Regions from separate parts of the Homo sapiens genome. Here regions 1 and 3 are each linked to region 2. A link is a loop called in an ENCODE intact Hi-C map of the cell type or tissue named here. Cell type or tissue: gastrocnemius medialis. All regions are shown on one strand. Links, peaks and the distances in the headings refer to the core of each region. The heading gives the core; the rest is flanking DNA. Region 1 overlaps NCBP3 (nuclear cap binding subunit 3). Region 2 overlaps ZZEF1 (zinc finger ZZ-type and EF-hand domain containing 1). Region 3 overlaps ZZEF1 (zinc finger ZZ-type and EF-hand domain containing 1).

Region 1 (7,357 bases), core at 1,327-5,326, 240 kb before region 2:
GCCTGGGTGACAGAGCGAGAGGCCATCTCAAAAAAAAATAAAATAAAATAAAAAATAAAAATAAAAAAAGGATTTAATGTCTATTACTACCAAGCATGTTTTTACATGCTATTAACAAAATTTAAAAATTTTTTAGCCCATCCTTCTTCTGCAGATATATGCTATTACTTCCATTTAAAACAAAAAAAATTTACAAACAAAAAAATGCATTTAATAATTTTAAACACATAATAATTTTAAATCTCAAAGAGTTAAGAGATGGGTTTAACATGAGCCCATGTAAGTGTGGCCAGACTAATTCAGTTGAGTGCTTTCCTGACATCCCAGATTTAAAAAGATAAAGACACCATGAAGATTTATGAATCCAGGTGGGCATGGTGGCTCATGCGTGTAATCCCAGCACTTTGGGAGGCTGAGGTGGGAGGACTGCTTGAGTCCAGGAGTTCGAGAGGCCAGCCTGGGTAACACAGGGAGACCCCATCTCTACAAAAAATTTTAAAAATTAGCTGAGTGTGGTGGTGTACAGCTATAGTCCCAGGTACTCAGGAGGCTGAGGTGGTATGATCGCCTGAGCCCAGGAGGTTGAGGCTGCAATGAGCCATGATCACACAACTGCACTCCAGCCTGGGCAACAGAGTAAGACTTTGTTTCAAAAGAAAAAACCACCATGCTCAGCTAATTTTTTTATTTTTTGCAGAGATGGGGTTTTACCATGTTGCCCAGGCTGGTCTTGAATTCCTGACCTCAAGTGATCTGTCTTGGTCTCCCAAAGTGTTGGATTACAGGTGTGCACCACTGCACCCAGCGCCTGCATCTCTCTCTTTTTTTGTTCTTTGTATCTTTACCTGCTTCTTTTGAACAGGATTATCCATTGCCCAAGTTTTGATGTGTACGACTTTCCCTAAATTAAAATAGACATGTGAGGCTGGGTGCAGTGGCTCATGCCCATAATCCCAGCACCTTGGGAGGCCGAGATGAGAGGATTGCTTGAGCCCAAGAGTTTGAGACCAGCCTGGGTGACACAGTGAGACCTTCTCTATTTTTTTTAAAAAAAAAGACATCTGAGGCCAGAAATTTTGTTCCTTACACTCTTTCCTGTTTGCTTTTAAGGTATTTCTTCACCTGTATGTAGGTTTTTTTAATGTTGTAATGTTAGAACAATGTTATGATGCTCTTGATAATTATTTTTGTCATTTTTTGGTCTTTGTTTTCTATGCTAGTCTCATTTAAAATTAAATTTTTTGTCAGATCAATAAGTCTCCCTAATGTTTTCTCCCTAATCCTCAGTCTGTTCCCTCTACTATCACTCAGGACTCTCCTTGCTTTCTGCTGCATTCTAGGAAACCATCTCTTTACTTCCCTTAGGCTGTTTCTGTTCCAAAGTCATGGCTTTTAATTCCAAGAACCGAGAAGGCCCTTGGACTCAATAAACCTTATCCGCATTTAGGCCTCTGTTCACTATTGCACTGCCGGTCACTAATAAGGATTTCCTGGGGTTCCCTAGAAAAGAGAAGGTAGCGAATTTTAGGTGAGCACAACTGACCAAGGCACACATGTAGGAGAGAGACGGATTACAATGAGAATGGCACAAATCTGAACGACTAATGCCAGTCTACACAGTAACATGGAAATGCTGACCATAGACTGTCCAGGGAATGGAAAAAAGCAGTGTGACTGCAAAGGAGAAAAACAAAAGTTCACTGCCATAAGAGATTAGAAGGAAACACACAGACTGTTGACAATGACGGGGTTTGGATGGTAGACCGTGGGCAACTTTTCTTCCTGTTCTATGTTACAAATTTTCTTTGGTGAGCATGAACTGTTTGTAAAAGAGCTAATGAAGAAAAGATTAGAGTCCAGAGTGAACAGGCTCATCAAAAATGCTGACAGCAGGCTAGGCGCGGTGGCTCACGCCTGTAATCCCAACACTTTGGAAGGCCGAGGCGGGCAGATCACCTGAGGTTGGGAGTTCAAGACCAGCCTGACCAACATGGAGAAACCTCATCTCTACTAAAAATACAAAATTAGCCAGGCGTTGTGGCTCATGCCTGTAATCCCAGTACTTTGGGAAGCTAAGGCGGGAGGATCACTTGAATCCAGAAGTTCAAGACCACCCTGGGCAACACAGTGAGACCCCATCTCTAAAAAATAAATAAATAAATAACCAAATCTTTCCCACAGGAAATGACAACAGTTCCATAAGAAGCAAGCTCCAAGACTGTGGATGAAACAAAAAAAAAAAAGAAGAAAGCCACACTAACCTCATTTCTTTTTTGATAGGATTACCAGATCAAGAAATTCAGAGAATACATAGACGGTGCTCTATTTCAAGTTCATTAAGCCACGTAATCCAGTTCCTCATGACAGTAAAAGGAACTGTGGGCCTTATGGTAATAGAATAAGACTTATGATACTGGAAGACACTGCCCACCCTTCACCAACCACTGGATGAAGAAACAGAAGCCACGTGTACACAATGGAGAGCAAGAAGCTGAGGAGTAGAGCTAGGAGCTGAAAGGTAGAGTTACGATGAAAATGCACTCAGCAGACTGAAAGCAGAGGTTTGAAATCAACAAGATGTAATTTAATAGGACTACATTTAAAAGTAATTTTTTTAAAAAAGTGCCTCAAGTACATGATGAGAAAGACTGTTCTGATGGGCACAATTCCTGGGGAAAAGACCTAAGTGCTTTGGCTGCATATAGGATGAGTGCAACACTGAAATGGCTGAGACAGAGACAACGGTGAGGAACAGTCCTGCCGTTCTCTCTGTGAATCCAACCATAACTGGAACCCATATCTCACCTCAGAAAGAACATTCAGAAACGGCAAAGCGTTTAGAGAAGGGAGACCAGAAAGTTGCGACACATGAAGCAAAGTTGAGCGAATGGGCAGCAAGCCTGTGCTTCCAGCACCCGAAGGGCTACTGTATGAAAGGACTTCACAGTCACACAGTAACTGACGGACAGAAATTACTAGAAGGCAATGCTCAACACAAGTAAGTACCCAAAAATAAAGTTGCCTGTCTCATAAATAGTTCTCACACTGTCACTTAAGAAACATTCAGGCAGCCGCCAAAAGACCAGTAGGAAGTTTGCCAAAAGGCCTGCAGGGTTGGGCACAAGGTTAACCTAGATGACCTCTGAGGTCTCTTCCAACCATGAGAGTTTGAATCTTGGGCATAAAGAGACTGAACCTTTTTGACACTGAATCGTTCAAATGTAGCGAGTCACTCTTGATGCAGGACAGTCCAGTGTGCCACAGCCCAAACTGTCTGAATGCTGGCAGAGCAGTTAGGAACACACGTTTCAGTCAGATCAGTCTTTGAACCTCAGCCTTGCTACTTACATAGCTGTGGGACTATGAGCAAGTTTCCCAACCCCTCAGCACCTTCATTTTCTCCCCAGTGAAACGGAAATAATCAACACCTTCTCCTCACAGGGCTGTTGAAAGGATCAGTTAATGACACAGCAGAGCGACTGGCACATAGTAAGCACTTAACACACGTTATCTTTTATTATTGTTGTTGGTATTAATAACAAATAACTTGAACTTGACGCCTAGTGTGGATGCAGGAGTCAACATGGTTATTCCAATTTCCTCACTTGCCCAAGAAGCTAGGTCACTTAAATGACGGCTGGGAAGATGGAGAATACCAGATGATGATAATAAGCCACATTAACTGGGCACCTGCCATGTGCCAAGCGCCACTCTATGGACTGTAACATTTTGTTAGAGTCTCCCAGCAGCCCTATAAGAATTCCTGTCATTGGCCGGGCGCAGTGGCTCACGCCTGTAATCCCAGCACTTTGGGAGGCTGAGGCGGGTGGATCACAAGGTCAGGAGTTCAAGACCAGCCTGGCTAACATGGTGAAACCCCGTCTCTACTAAAAATATAAAAATTGGCTGGCCGTGGTGGCAGGTGCCTGTAATCCCAGCTACTCAGGAAGCTGAGGCAGGAGAATCATTTGAACCCAGGAGGCGGAGGTTATAGTGAGCCAAGATTGCGCCACTGCACTCCAGCCTAGGCAACAGAGTGAGACTCCGTCTCTCAAAAAAAAAAAAAAAAAAAAGAATTCCTGTCATCTGCCTTTCCAGATAAGGAAACTGAGATTTTTAGAGGCTAAATAACTTGCCCGAGGCCATAGAGCTAGAAAGTAACAGATTAAGATTTGAATCCAGGTAACTAGGCTTCAGAGCTCATGCTCATAACCATGAAACCAATGGTCCTCAATCCTGTCTGCACATTAAAAGTACCTGAAAAGATGGCCTGGCGCAATGGCTCACACCTACAACGCCAGCGCTTTGGGAGGCCGAGGCGGGTGGATCACAAGGTCAGGAGATCGAGACCACCCTGGTCAACATGGTGAAAACTCGTCTCTATTAAATACAAAAAATTAGTTGGGCATGGTGGTGTGCGTCTGTAGTCCCAGCTACTCGGGAGGCTGAGGCAGGGGAATCACTTGAATCTGGGAGGCAGAGGTTGCAGTCAGCTGAGATCGTGCCACTGCACTCCAGCCTGGGTGACAGAGCAAGACTCCTTCTCAAAAAAAAAATAAAAAATAAAAATAAATAAATAAAAATTACCTGAGAAGATATAAAAAGAATAACTATCAGCCGGGCGCAGTGGCTCACACCTGTAATCCCAGCACTTTGGGAGGCCGAGGCGGGTGGATCACAAGGTCAGGAGTTCAAGACCAGCCTGGCCAAGATGGTGAAACCCCATCTCTACTAAAACTACAAAAATTAGCTGGGCACGGTGGCAGGTGCCTGTAATCCTAGCTACTCAGGAGGCTGAAGCAGGAGAATCGCTTGAACCCGGGCGGCAGAGGTTGCAGTGAGCCGAGATCGCGCCACTGCACTCCAGCCTGGGCTACAGAAAGAGAGGAAAAAAAAAATGCTGGGCAGTGGCCAAGGTGGGTGGATCACGAGGTCAGGAGGTCAGGAGCTTGAAACCCTGTCTCTACTAAAAAATACAAAAAATTAGCTGGGTGTGGTGGCATGCACCTGTAGTCCCAGCTACTCGGGAGGCTGGGGCAGGAGAATCGCTTGAACCCAGGAAGTGGAGGTTGCAGTGAGCCGAGATTGCGCCACTGCACTCCAGCCTGGGTGACAGAGCAAGCCTCTGTCTCAAAAAAAAAAAAAAAAAGAAAAGAAAACCAGTAACTATCCCTGGGACCTATCCAACTCCAACTAATATAAAGTGGTCTGAGATGGGCAGCAGGGTTCCCCAGGGCTCAGGAACACTATCCTAGGCCATGCTGCCTCCTGGACAAAGAATCGACTGAAATAAGCAAGCTTCCCCAGCTGACATCCCACGGCCGACCTTACTGCCTTTTTTAGGAATATCTTTAGAACCGTGAGACTGGAGTTGTACGTTAAAAAAAAAAATTTTTTTAAATTAAAAGTTAACCCCAAAAGTGATCCTATTAAGGTAAGTATCATATTTCCATTTTACAGACAAGGAGACTGAAACTAACAAGGCTCAAGAACTTGTCCTCAGTCACAAAGGAACTGAGACTAGATTCTACGAGGCTTTTGCGCCCTAAAGAGCTCCAACAGATGTGAGAAAACACTTCAAGTGGGTGAGCAGAGATGCTCCACGGGGGAAGTGACACCTGACCAGAGATAAAGCATGGGACAAGGAAGGGCAAATGCACAGAATGAAAGGCATGAGCCGTATCAGAGGCAAGCCGCCTCAAGGAATGCTCTCGGGACCAGAGGTCGACAGGTGTGATAAAGCTATGACGCCCTCGCGGTAGAGTTGTGAGAGAGACTCACAGGTATGCTTGCGCCCGGCTGTGCAGGCACATGAAGGTCAAGCCACACCTGGCCTTCACAGGACTTCTCCTCAAACAGAAACCCCGCCCATGAGGGAAGCAAGGGCGTGTTTCTGACTTGAACTGGTCATGCAGGATAAAGAGTGAAGCAGCTTCCAGAGTTCAGCTCTGCATCCACACTGCTGGGCCCATTAGGACTGACTGAGGAGGGACGCAATATCAGTCGATAGCACCACATCCTACATTACACAGCAACAGAGCAAAGGAGTTAAGGGCAAGGCTCTAGAGTCAAAGAAACTGGGTGTGAATCCTGACTCCACCTTTACTAGCTACATGACCCTGGGCAATTTATTAAACTTCTTTGAGCCTGCTTCCTCTTTATAAAATAGGGATAAAAATAAATTCCTCATACAGTTGTTGTGAGCAACAAAAAAGAAAGAAATATATAATGTGCTTAACGAGTCTAGTAAAAAAGCAAGTTCACAACAAATAGCAGCTATTCTTTCATTCATTCAATATATTTACAGAGCTTTTGCTTTTATCAACCAAACAAGGCTAGAGAAGCTCATACAATACAGCACAGGCCTTTAACATGCATTCAGAAGGCTGCCTACTAAACCCTTTATGAACACCCAAATTTGCAAATAACACAGAGGGAAGCCTTCTGCATTCATGGATTTATATTATAGTAGAATAATAAATAAGAACATAGACTCACTAAAAAAGTAGTAATTTTTCCTTTTATTTATAAATTGCTTTAGAAAACTGCGGCAGATTACTATATACAATAATTCGGGGTGAGTTCTAGGGAGCAAAATACCCCAAAAAAACACAAAGATCAAATCAAATCACAAGTCCAACTGTAAGCGCAGGCTTAAAACTCAGGGCAGGATTAGTTTAGCTTTCTCTGACAACAGGATGTTACTGAGTGGTTTACATATATCAGATATTCAGATTATCAATAGATTCAGAATTTTTTTTTTTAAGACAGAGTCTCGCTCTGTCGCCCAGGCTGGAGTGCAGTGGTGCAATCTCGGATCACGGCAACCTCTGCCTCCCAGGTTCAAGCGATTCTCACGCCTCAGCCTCCCGAGTAGCTGAGATTACAGGCGCCAGCCATCACTCCCAGCTGATTTTTGTAGTTTTAGTAGAGATGGGGTTTCACCATGTTGGCCAGGTTGGTCTCAAACTCCTGACCTCAAGTGATCCACCTGCCTTGGCCTCCCAAAGTGCTGGGATTACAGGCATGAGCCACCACACCTGGCCAATAGATTCAGATTATCAACAAAAGTGTTAATGGCTTTTCCCCACCAATCTCAAAATTGCTCTAACTCCCCGAAAAGAAGGTCTCACTGTGATACACTTTCACTACGTTTAAAGGCAAAGAAAAGTTAACACCTCTACGATAAAAGGAGAAAATGAGTAAGGGTCCTTAGAAGCACAGGTTCGAATCTCAGCTCTGCCACTAACTGGTAACTTTTTCTGGGCCTCCTCAGAAAAGACAATCTCTTATTTCCCAGCTCTAACATCTGAGCCAGCTGACAGCATCTGAACTTTAAACAGGTGACCTCAGAAAT
Region 2 (7,357 bases), core at 2,208-6,207:
AGAAGGGATACCCAGTGCTGAGAATTCAAAGGAGAGAGATCCTGGTAGGTTAAAGTAATTAAGAAAAGCCTCCTGGAGGATATGGGCTTTGGCCTGGACCCTGAAGGATTGGCAGATTTGGCTCTGAGGAACATAACCATTAGCAGAGGTTACGAGTCAGTGGGGAGACTGACCTGGCCTGAAGTCTCAGCTGGGGAGTGATGGGAACTAGAGTCAGATAGGTAAGGTGAAAGGAGACTGCAGAGAGCCTTGACTGTCACATTGAGGAGTTAGACTTCACCCTGTGGGCAATGGGGAGCCATTAATGGTGCTTGGCAGTGGAATGACAAGATAATGCAGTGATTATAAAAAAAACTTGGTAGGTACGAATGTCATAAGGCAGGTGCAAATGAGGGCCCGGATAAAGATGCAGACAGAGGAAAGGACAGAGATGAACATCATGAGGAAGAATCCACAGGACCTGCAAGCTGACTGGACAGGAATGGGGAGACAGGTGAGGACAGGGGATGCTAGGGAGCAGTGGCTTCAGGCCTGGGGAACACTGACCACCACAGAAGTGACCGGTCTTTGGTTTTACACTTCTGAGTTAAGGGGAGTCAGGACATTTAAATGGAAATGCCTCACAGGAAGATGGAAACAGGTACTTGGAGCGGGGAGAAAACCAGACCTGGAGACTGATATTAGGAATTAGGGCCACAATGTTTGACAGGAGAAGAAAGTGGAGAGGATGAAGTCTTGGTGGGCTGTGGGGAAGGGAAGAAAGCCTGAATAAAGCCTACCCTTTAGGGAAGGAGGAATATGAAAAGTCAATGAAGGAGGCAAGTGGGCAGTCAGATGTAAGAGAAGACAGCGGACTAGCATGGATCCAAAGAAGAGAGGGTCTGAAGGAGCCAAATTTAACAGAGGCAAGGAGAACAGAAGCTGAGGAAGAGCCACTGGATTTGGCAATTAACTACTGAATAACGTGGGGCAGGGCAGGGAGGGGAAGGAAGAAAAGTAGAATACAGAAATAGAGGGAAGGAGAGGTGAAAAATAAAGACAGGGCAAACTTTTTAGTTTTTAAAATCTTATACACCTAAATCATGTGCTGTAATTCTAAGGAGAACAAAAGGTATAGCACAAATCATTGCTCTAAAGCTTGACTCAGTAGGCACTAGAAGTACACTCAATTGTTTGCCTGATAACTCCATCAACAGAGATTTACTGAGCACCTCCTACATTTCACCCAAGTCACGCATTCAGTATTTCTGAACACCTATTGCGCACTGGCCCCTGTGGGACACGGTGGCGTTAACAAGTTAACAAGGTATAGTTTCTGGCCTCAAGGAGCTAACTGCTTAATACGGGTAGTAAGATAGAAACACAAGTGTTTATAACTTAAAGTAATAAATACTTGCAGGCAGTTTCCAGTCTAAATAGAAAGAAAACGGAAGAGTAAATACCTCCTTACTATTCCGGTGTGGGTGAGTGGGCCAGCTTGCTTCTAATTCCAACTCTGGACAAACCTGATGCCTGAAGACAGGTTTCCACAGTGGGGAGCTTAGGACTAATGCCATTTTTGCCTGAGGTACTACCATGTTACTTCCTAACTCTAGAAAGAGAAGAAGACATATGACAGTTCTATTTTTGCCTTAATATATTGAGAATCTTTGAAATGAGAAAGAAAAGGTTAAAAAAAACCATGGATACTATTAAAACTTAGAGAAAGTTTACCCACATACCAGAATGTAATTGTGATACTTTGTAAACACATACCACAGATTAAGCTAAACCACCAAGTCCTGAAATACTGCTGCTCTGTGGAACAACTTCAGTTACAAGGTACCTTGGAAATGACTAATCTGTTTATAGTAAGCTGAAAATAGGATATGAACCATTTCTGGCATATAACACGAGGCCATTCAGGAACATTTAATTATGGAAAAACATTCACAATTTGTAAACTTAATTCTGTAGCAAATAATAAATATCCAGCATAGATGTGTTTAGAATAGGCAAAGAGAAAAGAATAGGTGGAAATAAAAATGCTAATAGCTATTTCTTTCTTTCTTGGAGAAATATTAAAAAAATCAGTTACTTCTGAGTGTTAGGATTAAGGATGATTCTATTTTCCTTTGTTTTTTTCCACTATGTAATTTTTCTATATTTTACTTCTAAAACTGGAAAAACTCAAGAAATGATCAAGAAATAAAATACAGTAGAAAGTTTTATTCTGTAATTCTTGTTCCCTGGAAGAATTAAATAAACAATTATACTGAACACATCTTTTTCCTTTTGTTTTAAGAGACAAGAGTCTCTCTCTGTTACCCAGACTGGAGTGCAGCAGTATGATCACAGCTCACTGCATGCAGCCTCTAACTCCTGGGCTCAAGTGATCCTCCTGCCTCAGCCTCCCAAGTAGCTGAGACAAAAGGCATATGCCACCACACCTGGCTAATTTTTACATTTTTTTTGGTAAAGATAGGGATCTCACTATGCTGCCCAGGCTGGTTTCAAACTCCTGGGATCAAGAAATCCTCCCACCTTGGCCTCCTAAAGTGCTGGGATTACCAGCATGAGCCACCTTGCTCAGCCCTGAATGAATCACTTTAAAACAAAATCCATAGTCACATATCTACATATATTTACATAAATATTCACATATTTAAAGGATATGCAATCAACTTATTCTATACTCCTGCCTTTTGGTTGGACTATACCTACACCTACTTGCAAAAAAATGACAATGTTGCCAAAAAAAAAAGCTGTTATCCTCCATAGACAGAGAACCCATGGCAGCCTTCCTGCTATGTTCCAAAGTCTAAGGCAAAAAGCTTCGTGACAATGGTATTGAGTGGACACTTTATTCTTTCGGTTTAAAGGAAACTGAAAAGGCGTATTATTAACCCCCTGCCATTACGTGGAAACGACCTACAAGAGGGCAAGCGCGCATCTTGCACTTCACCGTGGTTGTAAGAAGGGAAAGCACAGGGATGTGCACTTACGGCGCACAGACTTGAGCGCCATGCACTGGGAAGCCAGGCGTCCCATCAGCCGGGAGACGAGGAGCTGTAAATCCAGCCCCCAAGACACGGCAACATCGGGCAGCCCACAGGCAGTGACAGTGAATTTGTAGCCCCATTCGTTGTGACTGCTGTCAGAGTGAAAGAGGAACTGCAACCGAGGACCGGCCTTGAAGGTCACTTTCTAGAGACAAACAGAAATCATGTGGTCAGACAGATTAGAGGAGGAGTGCTTCAGAAATCAGCATGCTCTTCATGACGAGAAACATCTCAGTTTAAAATTGATCTCTATTTCCACATGTCCAAAATGACTAACGGAGAAATGTACAAAGGGGTGACGGAAACAGACCATTCACAGCCACACCCCATGAAGAAGGAGAGTTGGCAGAATACTGCTGCTCAGCTTTCTACACCTGGGGTGACCATCTGTCCACTACCGACTCAGCCAGTGGTCACATTTCCATGCCTCTGCTCCTGCCAAGACCACTGACCATGGAGAGAAGGTCAACAGTCTGAGGCAGTACTAAACCTCCAGCCCAAGAGCTCAAGCAGCTCTAACTGTGAGGCAGACTCTTGGCTTCCATCACATGGTCTGGGCCATCCTCCTAGACCCACCAGCACTTCTTGCTAAGGATGAAGGCTCTTCATTTACTCTAGACAACGCTGTCTGCTGCAACTACTCAACTCTGCCACTGCAGTGCCAAAGCAGCTATAAATGATAAACAGGCATGGCTGTGTTCCAAAAAAATTTGTTTACAAAACAGGTGACAGACTATAGCTGGTCAAACTCTGATATAAATCCTTCCTTTCACAAACGTGTAACATAAATGCCTCCCTTCAAAGACCTTACCTCTACTGCCCCCTGAAGGCTGACAAAAGGAAAAGCATTGGTGCAGAAGTAGGTACCTCTTTCTGGGACTATCACTCACCTTGGGCCATTTATCAGTGCCAACTTTTGTGTCATAGCGTGTTTTCCGACCTCTAGCGTCGGTAAATTCCAGATAATCATACCTGTGAAGGCATAACCTCTATTAGCTTCCTTCTCTCATTGCTGACCTATTAGCGCTTGGGGGTGAAAGAATATAGAAGTCTTACCTTTTTTCAGTTTCACACCTGTCATCGAATTCCACTTCAAAATAGGTTGCCCCTGGGCTAACAAAGACGGATACCTCATGGCAATTATTTTCATAGTTGTGGGCAGATTCCTTCGTCCACGTATGTAACACCACAGGCTGTTCCTGTTGCCAGGTCTCAACATCCAGCTATGATAACAAATGAGCCAGGGGAAAGAAAGGTTCTATCACTAGACACCTAGCCACATGCAGCAGACTGTTTCTCTATCAGTGCTCCAGGCAGATGGCCTTGACAGCCCTGCACAAACCAGCAGGCAGGCTCGAAGACAAACCTGACATTCCCATCTTCACACAGATCAACACACGTCCACCACGCAGCCGAGGAGATGTGCTTTTATTACACACAAAAACTCCATGACCAGCTTGTACCTTTTCGCTATGACAGAACTACTTACAAATCATTACCAGTGTGAATTCCCAGTGGAAAAAGTACTGAATGAGGAGTTTAAAGACCTCACATTCCTACCTGGGACACTGGCAAATCTGGATCTACTCTCCCTTCCTCTCCTACCCTTTTCTTTTGAGCGGGGGGTTGGGGGGGGGCCTTTGGTTTTTTACCTGTTAAATATAAATGCCTTTTCTACTGCCACAGAGTTGTGCTCTGTGGCACACAAAAGACACACAAGAAGAAGCTCACACAAGACAGTGATTAAACGTTATGTATGTATAATTAAGTAAGGGAGAAATTTCTTCTAAAGACAAAATGTAATTTGCCTTTCAACATACATTTTCTCTTCTAGACTTCAATTTTGTCACTCACTTACATGGTTTTTATATAACTTCATCAACTATAAAATGATGAGATTCATCTCTACAGCTTTTTCTGCGTCTCCTTTCTTTTTTTTTTTTGAGACGGAGTCTCGCTCTGTGGCCCAGGCGGGAGTGCAGTGGCGCAATCTCGGCTCACTGCAAGCTCCGCCTCCCGGGTTCACGCCATTCTCCTGCCTCAGCCTCCCGAGTAGCTGGGACTACAGGCGCCCACCATCACGCCCGGCTAATTTTTTTTGTATTTTTAGTAGAGACGGGGTTTCACCGTGTTAGCCAGGATGGTCTCGATCTCCTGACCTCGTGATCCGCCCGCCTCGGCCTCCCAAAGTGCTGGGATTACAAGCGTGAGCCACTGCGCCCGGCCTCTGCGTCTCCTTTCTAATGCTGACCAGGCCACATCGACTTGGACTGACATTCACCCTTGTTGGCAAGCCCACTGATAAAATCAAGGGAGCCTTCTAGAGGCTGCTCAGCTGTGCCTATCTGCAGTCCGTGGTCCACTTCACTAAGTGTGTCCCATCACTCCTGAGAGAGAACACGGGGCGGCTCAAGTGCTGACTCGAGTTACCTTCCTCAGTCCTCCTTCGGGGCCACTACAGAGCTTCTTCAGGAGTTCTGTGAGGACGCTGAACTCTCTCAAGAGCACGCAGTGTGGGATGTCTAAAGTGCAGAAGTCCAGCAGGAAGATAACCTAATGGAAGATGGATGAAGCACTCAGCGTCCACCTTAGGCTGGGCCTGGGGATGCAGACCCCCAACCCCCTTCCGGTTCTTTACAAATAGCTGCTAGTTTTTCTTACCAGTTGACGAGCTGCCATTGAAAACACTGAGTTACATAATCTTTCTACTATGGTTTTTCCACTGTACTGTGAGAAAAGGGATTCCAAAATCGCTCTCATGCTTGCCAGAAACTGGCCCACATCTACCGAAACAAAGAAAATAATTAATATATTATATAGTAGAAATGTCACATGCTTGGTTATCACCACAGACAAGAATAAAGAGACTCCAGAAGCTGCAGAGGGGGTTCCACAGCGAAGACCACAAGGCCAGCAAGTGCCGTCCTAATGCATTCCTCCTGGAGGAAGAAGCAGTGCGAATTTCAGTACAAGACTCACTTTTAAAGGGATTTTTTTTTGTCTTTTGATGAAGTAGAGGAGCACTTGTAGAAGTGAAATTCCATGCCTGACTAACCCAGCTGTCAGCCTCTCCTTTTCCTTCTGTTTACAATGAGCCCGTGCATTAGGTGTACCAATCTAACAGGCCAAGCTCTAGGTGGCAGGACCCAATATAAGTGTTTTCGTCACAGCTGCTGGGACCAAGTTTGATGGAACTACATTTTCCACGTATAATTTGTCAGCACCCGTTGGGTTTCATATAATTTTCTGTGAGTTTACAGAACATGAATCTAATTATTCTCGGTAATCAGCAATGGTCACAATGCTCATACACCTTAGATTTCTAAAATTCAAGACTTTCATTTTTAGATGACTTGATTAAAACAGGGATAGACTCTCCTGAAGAGCGAGACATCACGTAAGAGTGCTATATGATTGCAAAAGCAATATTTAGGCTGTGAAATGATCTAATTCTACAATAAAAATACTTAGGCATACCACCACACTCAGAGAGTAAACTCTAGACAAAAAGACATGCTGTTGAATTCTATTTTAATTAGACCAAACCAGTCCAAGAATCTGAATCGTAATGAAGAAAGCCATATGCACACTCATTGCATGAGTTACTAAAGAAGAGAACACTCAGAGTCAAAACCCAAACGCCATCTGTTTTCATGGATTTTATATTGAAACTCACATTTTTCAATAAGGTCCACGGCAAGATCTTTGGCTCCAGAGTCCGTGCTCTTCAGCTGCAGGTAGCACCAGGATAGCAGGCTGCCTTGGACGGACCAGAACAGGGAGAAGAGCACAGAGCCCACCTCCCCTGGGGCCCCACTGAGCATTAACAGCTCGCACTACAAGGGAGGAGACAAACAGAAAGTGTTCGTGACAAGGCCATTCACAGAGCATAGCCAAGGGCATCCTCTAAAGCAGCAGCTGTCACCAGCAAAAACAAACTATAGCCACGGAAAAGTCATGAAACAGCTTTCAACCCAGCAGTCACCAAGAAAGATGGTATTACGAAAACTCCCCTTTCCCTCCAGCTTTTTGGAACCTTTACAAAGGTTTTTTATTCCACATGACATCTCCTTCTACCACCTCAGGAACCTTACCCCCCTGGGTATCTCTTCTTTCTCTTACATCTTAAAATGTCCTTTCTCTGGCTCCTTCCCTCAAGCCTTTAATCAAACCTCTCCCACCTTAAAAAAATCATTATTCATGCCTCCATGGCTCTCTAACCATCACCTTTGTTCTCAAAAGTTTCTTTGAAGGGTTATCTGACCTCCAGATACGGAAGATTGTACACTATATGATTCCATTACAGGTACAACCCA
Region 3 (7,357 bases), core at 1,221-5,220, 70 kb before region 2:
AGGCTGGAGTGCAGTAGCGTGATCTTGGCTCGCTGCAACCTCCGCCTCCTGGGTTCAAGTGATTCTGCTGCCTCAGCCTCCCGAGTAGCTGAGATTACAGGCACGCACCACCATGCCTGGCTAATTTTTGTATTTTTAGTAGAGACAGGGTTTCACCATGTTGGCCAGGCTGGTCTCAAACTCCTGACCTCGTGATCCATCTGCCTCAGCCTCCCAAAGTGCTGGAGTTATAGGCATGAGCCACCGTGCCTGGCCTATTTCTTGATTATATGCTAAATAGAGGTGTGTTATTCATGCTTCCCCTTTTTAGACCATATAGGGTTACTTCCTGACATTGACATGCCATTTGTAAACTGTCACAGCGCTGGTAGGAGTGTAGCAATGAGGACAACCAGAGGTCACTCTTGTGGCCATCTGGGTTTTGGTGTTTTGGCCAGCTTCTTTACTGCAACCTGTTTCATCAGCAGGGCCTCTATGACGTGTATCTTGTGCCGACCTCCTATCTCGTCCTGTGACTCAGAATGTCTAACCGTCTGGAAATGCAGCCAGTAGGTCTCAACCTTATTTTACCCAGCCCCTATTCAAAATGGAGTTGCTCTGGTTCAGACACCTCTGACGGCCTCACTGCAAGAAGGGCTGGGACACAGAAGCGAGCTTACTTGGGGTGGGCAGGGGGAGGGAGCAGGGAGGACTTAATCATGACTTTCCTCATGAGCTAGTAGAAAGTCCTACCTTTCTTGAGATTAAACTGTGTAGAGTCACCACCTGCAAAAAATTGGATTTTGTCAGCAGGGAAGGAGGGGAGGGGTAGGAGATGGCAGCTAGGGAAGCGACAGGGCCGTGTTTTATTTATTTTTATTTTTTGAGACAGAGTTTTGCTCTCGTTGCCCAGGCTGGAGTGCAATGGTGCCATCTCAGCTCACCGCAACCTCTGCCTCCCAGGTTCAAGCGATTCTCCTGCCTCAGCCCCCTGAGTTGCTGGGATTACAGGCATGCGCCACCAGGCCTGGCCAAGTTTGTATTTTTAGGAGAGACGGGGTTTCTCCATGTTGGTCAGGCTGGTCTCGAACTCCCGACCTCAGGTGATCCACCCACCTCGACCTCCCTAAGTGTTGGGATTACAGGCGTGAGCCACCACACCTGGCCAGGGCCGTGTTTTGACTTGGCTTCCGTCTGAGTGCCTGGGCTGCTCACTGGTGGTTCCGCATGAAGCCCCGGCGCTAGGTCTGTGGAGGGCATGTATTGAGCGGGTGAGCGCGCGCTGAGCGCCTCTGTGCTGCAGCCGTGGCTGGGGGCCGGGGCTCTCCACCCGCCTCCCGCGTGGTTCGAGGCTGACTTCCCACCGCTTCTGCCTCTCGATAAATGAGGCTCAGCTGGTGGAACCCTGTGTTTCTCTTCAGTTCTAAAAGCTTGGGCTCAACTTGCTTGGCTCTCTGTGGCCTTCTTCTTAGTCCGCTGGTGCTGGCTTAGTCACACTAGCCGGGCAGGGCTCAGATGGACGCGCCTGCTTTTCAGAGTGAAGCCCCAGTGTGCTCCGGACAAGGTGAGGCGGGGAGGGCATCAACATTTGCACCAGGTCCTAGAGATCGCCTCGGGAGCGGCACAGGCCTGGGAGCACCCAGTCCTGCTGAGTCTCAGGTTTCTCTCTGGGCTGAGGGATAGTGAGGGCTGAGGCTGGGTCCAGACCCTGCCTGGGGCTCCCCCGAAAGCAGTCTGGGGCTTTGGGGGATGTGTCAGACTCTGTCGGGCTGGAACAAATGGGCCTCAAAGGTTGGTTAAGTGCAGCCCCTGCCAAGAAGGCACGCTTCTGTAATTTGCCAGACAGTCCTCAGCCCCAGAATGCCTCTGGGAAGGAGACAGAGCAGCGCGTGGCAAAGCAGAGGCGGGGAGGAGGAGGAAGCGGGAGGCCCAGGTAAACCTCAGGCCACACTTGGGCCAGAGGCAGGGTCCAAAGGCCGGCGGGAAGGCAGCCAGTCCCAGGAAGGCAGCAGGCGCACTGCCTGGGGCCCTGCCTTCCTCCTCCGGGTTCCGCAGTGTCCTGCGGGCTACCAGAGAGGTCCACGGCGGGCGGTGGGGCCAGGGGAGCCTGGCCGAAGAGCAGAGGCCCCCACGGCGCCCTGTGTGTGGAAACCTCCGGATGGCCGCAGGGGGGTGGGGGGAGAACCAAAGCCCTGGGATCGCCGGGGGAGGGGCGGGGGCTTGGCTCGGGCTTGGGAGGAGGATGATCTGGAGGAAGGCCTACAGCAGCTTTCCATTCTTTCAGCCCTGAGCCCCCGAGTCTCCGCCTCGCATCCGTTCGGGCGCGGTGTAAACTCCACGCCTGAGCTCCACGAGACACGGCGGGGCGGAGGGAGGAGGGAGAGACCAGTCCACACACAGGCGTACCTTATTATATAGAATTTGTACAATATATTTCTTTTCGTTTGCATATTTTACCCACAGCTTAACATCCTTTTTACAGGCTGAACTCACTCAGGCTGATAGAATCAAAATTCTTTCAACCAAATAAGAAAAATTCAAAATCGTAAACCCGTAAGAAAACAAATTAAAAACGGTGATGAAAATACGTCACTCCTCTCGTTAGGAACAGTGTCTGTTTGTACAACAGGTATGCTCTGGAACAGGATTTCTTTACAGCGTAGGCACGTGTTTCCACCTTTGCTCTGCGGGCTTCGCCTCCTCCGGGCCTGGGGCTCCTGGAAAGCGCCGGGACGCGGCGGCTCTGGCTCGGCAGCGCCACCCGGTGGCCGGAGACAGAGGCGGCCGGGCCGAGCCGGGAGAGCAGCCGCGGGTGCGAGCGGACTCAGGCTTGTTTCCCGTGAACTGCAGCGAAGATCCCAGAACAGCAAGGGCAGTGGGCGGACAGGTGCTCTGGGGAGCCCAGCGTTTATTTACAGCTGATCTTCCTGACGGGAGGATGGAGTACAGCGGCGGCCACTGCCATAGGGGAGGTGACTCCGGCCCTACCGCCCGCTTTACTCGGAGTCTGGGGTGTGGAGGGGCGTGGGTGGCGCTATCTCGTCTACCTTCCAGGTTGGCTGTGAGTCTGAGCACGCAGCGGGGCCTCCCTCCCAAGCACTAAGACTTGTTTCCTGTGAGTCCCCTCTTGGGAAACTCCTTACTGGGAGGCCTCCTCGGGTCTGAGGGATGAAGAAGGTGGGGCCTTCTCTGGGGTGGTGCAGGCAGCTCCCAAAGCAAGGTAGGTTTGGCAAAGAGCAAAAGATGGGAAAAGGGTTTCTACGGAGCCAGCAGCACCTGCCTATTCAGGTCCCAAGCCACAGGAACCAGGCCAGGCCTTTCCACCAGGGCAATGGCCTCAGTCCTCAGGCCACCAAGTTCCAGGACCTGCCCCATGTGTTCCCGTCTCCCTTAAATCCCACCCTCCACCCGCCCCGGGATGGTTCTACCAGAACTCTGGGGCTTAGCTGAGAACCCAATTGTAGGGCTGTGAAGCCCGCTGCACCTTGGAGTCCTGACCCAGAAGGCGAAAGTGCTCTTATAGGAAGATGCTTCCAGACCTGCAGACTTGGGCCCTTGCAATCCAGATCCCTGCAGACCCTGCACAGAGGGATCTTCAGAGGCCACGGGGCACACTGGGCCATGGCAATGCTGACCTGGTCAAGCTTGGCCTTGGTGGTGGGGCCCCTTCTCTGGCTCTGGCACTGTGTGGTGGGACGTGCTTCGGCCCAGACACTGCCCCTAAAGGCATGCTCCAACCCCACGGGTCCCACTAAGGCCGGCACGCAGCCCACACGCCAGACTTGCTTCATGTTCCCAAGCGTGGCTCTGGAGGGAGAATCATCATCGGCACTCCAGGGCAAGACTAAACCCATCAAAAGAAAAATGTAAAACAGCACTGACTAGAACTAATGTCGTTATTGCTACAAGTGACAGCCAAACAGCCACGCAGAGTCCCAGAGGTGGGTATGACAGACTACCATGACTATCAAGCAGAAATAAAATTATGTGGGTTTTTACTCTTAAAATAAGATATCCTCTGATCATCTTCACGGTACATAAGCTCACGCGTGCTCCTCACATTCTGCTCCTTTCACAGAATGGTCAGTCCCCGGTCATGCCCTCGAGCCCCTCCAGGGAGACAGTGTGGTTCTGCTCTAAAAACGTGAGGTGGAAACTGAAATATGTCAAAACAACAACTGAGGAACTGCGGCTGTGCTGCCTGGTGCATGAGCAGACGTACAGGGGCGCCTGCCGGCTGTCCCCAAGGGCACTTGTTCTCCTCAAGGAGTTCTCTGGGAGGGTGCGGCCGTGCAGGGAGCTAGCTCGATGCCTGGTTCTGTACTGGATGCTTGGGGATCACTGGTGGCTAGGAGGGGCTCTCGCCAGTTTTGGTTTGGTGTGAAAAGCAAAGAGGTGCTCCCAGGCTGGGCAGCCACTGGGGGTCTTGCTGGAAAGGTGGATCTGGGTGGACTGTGCCTCCCTCTGAAGGCAAGTGCAGGCAGTTCCAGCTCCACGGAGACAGAAACCAGTTGAGAGAGGCCGCTTCCAAGTCTTCCCAGGCCCACGGCTCCTGCAGTGACAGCCTCTGGAGAAGGCTGGTCTCTGAACCTTCTTAAGGGCCCCCTGCCCACCCTTTCTGAGGCATTCTGCACTGCTTGGCTTATTTTCACCATGCTACAGCCTGTGCTTGTGTCCAGCCTACGCACGGGAGCTCTTGGAGACGTGGCTGCTTGGCATCCTAACTGGAGTGGTCAGCTCAAGGAGAGCTGGGCACTGGCGCTACAGGAGTTTTCCTGAATGAGGTTAGATGTCTGCTCTAAAATCCCTGTGGCAGATGAACTAGTCCCATGCACGCCCCACCAAGGGCTAACACTCCACATTCCAGAGGCGGGTGGCCTTGTTTGGGTAGTTGATGGCCAGGCTGATGGCAGCAATGTTCTGCAGAGCCTGTAGAGGGAAAAAGAGTTGTCGCCAATGTCGGGAGCCACTCCCTCATTCAGTGAGTGCTGATAAGACCCTCAGCTGAGCACTGAGGATGTGGGGACGGAGGAGGGGAACCAGATGTGTTCCCCTCCCCCACAGGCCTGCAGAGTGGAGAGAGAAAAAAAATGCTATTAAGAGCACATGAAAGCTCCAAATGTAGGTAGGAATCATCACTGCCCAGAGGGGCAGTCCCAGGGCGGAGGCTCAGAAGGCTGTCTGCAGAGGTCTGGGAAAACTCTCTGGGGAAAACAGTGCAAAGATGCAGGTGGGGAAGGGCAAGGCACTCACAGGAAACGAACAGCCAGTGCTGGGGACCAGAGGGAGTAGAGAAAACAGGGCCAGGAGGGCACTGAGATGCCCTGGAGGCGAGGCCAGGCCCGTCAGGCCTTCAGGGTCTGGGCAGCAAGAGGGTGGAGGTGGCAGAGGGAGGAAGAGGGGGTTGGCAGGGAGACGTGTCAGGGAGAAACGTCAGGACACTGGTGCAGTACACTCAACAGGCTGTGGGGGGGGTCAGAAGAGGGTAAGGAGGAAATGGAGACTGGACAGGGGCAGCAAGAGGGACCCGCCCACAGGCAAGCCGCCATGCTGAGCTTTGGGGCCAGGACGGGCAAATATCAAAATTTCGTTACATGATGTGATGAAACCTGGGGTGGCGGCGGCAATGCTGGTAGGTAGCTGTTGGGGGTAAGGGAGTTTCTACTCTGCCTACAGGTCTCGGGTGAATTCACACAAACTCTTCGGTATGGGCTGGGGGCATTTCCACTTCCGAGCGTACACGTCAAAGCCTACAACAGGAAAGAAGACCCTTTTCCTGCAAAAGGGCGGTGTGTTCGGAGACTACTTCCAAGGGACAGAGCGCCGCGCTCAGGCAGGGCTCTTGGCTGGGTGTCCCGGCTGGGTGTCCACCCACGGGTAACCCTGTGAGCCTCAGTGTCCCTAGCTGTCCTCCGGGGGGGTGGGGGTGTTGGGCCACACACGCGATGATATTCAAGGAGTCCAAGGTTCTCAAAATGTACTCTGGGGCCAGGCGACTCCCGAGACCCTTTTGGGGTCTGCAAGGTTCATTTTTGACTTTCCTTCTCCTGAGTATATGGTGGAGTGTTCCAGAGCCTGACGTGTGATCTGACTGACTGCAGAAGCAGACATGAGAACATGAGAATCCAGCTGTCTTCTACGAGGCCAGACATGAGAGGGGTCTGCAAGGATGGAACACAACAGCGCCACCCTCTGCAGGCATTCCTTTTTTCTTTTTTGGTCACCTATTTGTCCCAGAGCACTCAGTAATTACTTTGTTTTGAAAAGTTAGAGTCGTTTTTCACAAGACGTGTTATTCATGTTAACATGAAATGGGTTCACTACTTTAAAAAAATAAATTGATAAAGGTTTACACTTTTGCTTAATTTTTAAATTGAAAATCTCGTTTCTAATGGCACATATGGATATATGCATAATAGACATATCCAAAAGCTTTCTGAGCTCCTCAGTCAGTGAAAAGTGTGAAGCGTCCTGAGACCAAACAGCTGTCAGAAGAGGAGTTCCGCTACCAGAGAAGCAACTCACATCTAAAAATATGTGAAATCTAACTCCACGGAAACTTCAAGAATCAGCCAAACTAAATTTAAGGCATCGGTTGTTTTGGTTTTAAAGACACAAATTCTTCTGACCCCACAGTTTAGAGTGAATGACTCTGATAAATGGGGCTCGTGCATGCTCTCTGAGCACCAGGAGGAAGTGACTGAACTGGAACAAGCTCTGTGTAAGCTCCGGGTGGATTCTGTCCTACTCAGACGCAATGTACAGACCTTCTCTGCCCTGGCAATGGTGAGATGGTGGCGCCCCAGCCTGGGGGCCAGCTCTGTTGGGGTGGAGAGAGTACCTGTGCCGCACAGCGGAGAAGGTGGTCGTCCGTGGTTAGGGCCAGCAGGTAATCCTGCAGCACGCCAAGCTCCTGCAGAGAGAGAGCAGGGGCTGTGAGTGACAGCGCCAGATGCGCAGTGCAGCTCTCCCAGACCACCTGGGACACCTGCTTGCGAAAGCAGAAGCCTCTCATGGGCGGACGCTACTCACGCCGCCCAGCACCGCGTGGCACTGCCTTGCTCAGAACCCTGGCGGGAGCCAGGTGCCCGGTGCCGGGGTCACCTTTGCCTCCACCTGCCCTTGGGTGACCAGGCCGGGACCCCTCCTCAAGCCAGTTTCCTCATGTGTGAAAGGAGAGGGAAGCTAAAGAACTCTGAAAGGCCCTTTCAGCTCCCACATTCAATCAGTCTATTGTGCTGAGGGGAGGAAAAAAAGAGAAGGAAGCAGAAATAACCCATCGTTTTATTTTCCAAAACTCACTGTTGTCAAGGGCTGATCCCGGGCAGTTTCTCCCCCATTGGCTCTAGGCCTGACAAAATAAGCAATCTCAGAGCTG

What was found. A loop is a pair of places that touch in the nucleus more often than their neighbours do. Peaks named below come from ENCODE experiments on the same cell type or tissue, not always from the same donor. Only the 100,000 strongest peaks of a DNase experiment are listed, where the experiment ranks them.
Region 1: a loop joins it to region 2, with 2.1 times the contacts of the local background. A loop is called at or near these places in 11 of 110 quality-filtered maps.
Region 3: it touches region 2 in a loop (2.4-fold over the local background); 3 of 110 quality-filtered maps call a loop at or near these places.

Annotation. Positions count from the first base shown.
Region 1 is chr17:3,832,602-3,839,958 of GRCh38, forward strand. The region is part of intron 3 of NCBP3 (nuclear cap binding subunit 3); the gene reads right to left. Among named protein-coding and RNA genes, the nearest start is that of NCBP3, 10 kb to the right of the region's middle. In gastrocnemius medialis, for the core only: no CTCF peak of the experiment used is centred there; DNase peaks (open chromatin) are centred at 3,090 and 3,896; H3K27ac peaks cover 1,382 bases.
Region 2 is chr17:4,071,166-4,078,522 of GRCh38, forward strand. It overlaps ZZEF1 (zinc finger ZZ-type and EF-hand domain containing 1), which reads right to left. Exons shown (of 55, transcript NM_015113.4): 19 at 6,718-6,877; 20 at 5,703-5,824; 21 at 5,472-5,594; 22 at 4,098-4,264; 23 at 3,932-4,013; 24 at 2,985-3,186; 25 at 1,443-1,591. Among named protein-coding and RNA genes, the nearest start is that of ZZEF1, 68 kb to the right of the region's middle. In gastrocnemius medialis, for the core only: a CTCF peak has its summit at 3,870 (motif pointing left); DNase peaks (open chromatin) are centred at 3,106 and 3,446; H3K27ac peaks cover 3,325 bases.
Region 3 is chr17:4,002,063-4,009,419 of GRCh38, forward strand. ZZEF1 (zinc finger ZZ-type and EF-hand domain containing 1) reads right to left here. Exons shown (of 55, transcript NM_015113.4): 54 at 6,821-6,892; 55 at 2,383-4,908. The coding sequence ends at 4,828. Among named protein-coding and RNA genes, the nearest start is that of LINC01975, 29 kb to the left of the region's middle. RefSeq lists silencers at 2,607-2,686, 2,787-2,866 and an enhancer at 5,033-6,000. In gastrocnemius medialis, for the core only: CTCF peaks have their summits at 2,746 (motif pointing left) and 2,948; no DNase peak of the experiment used is centred there.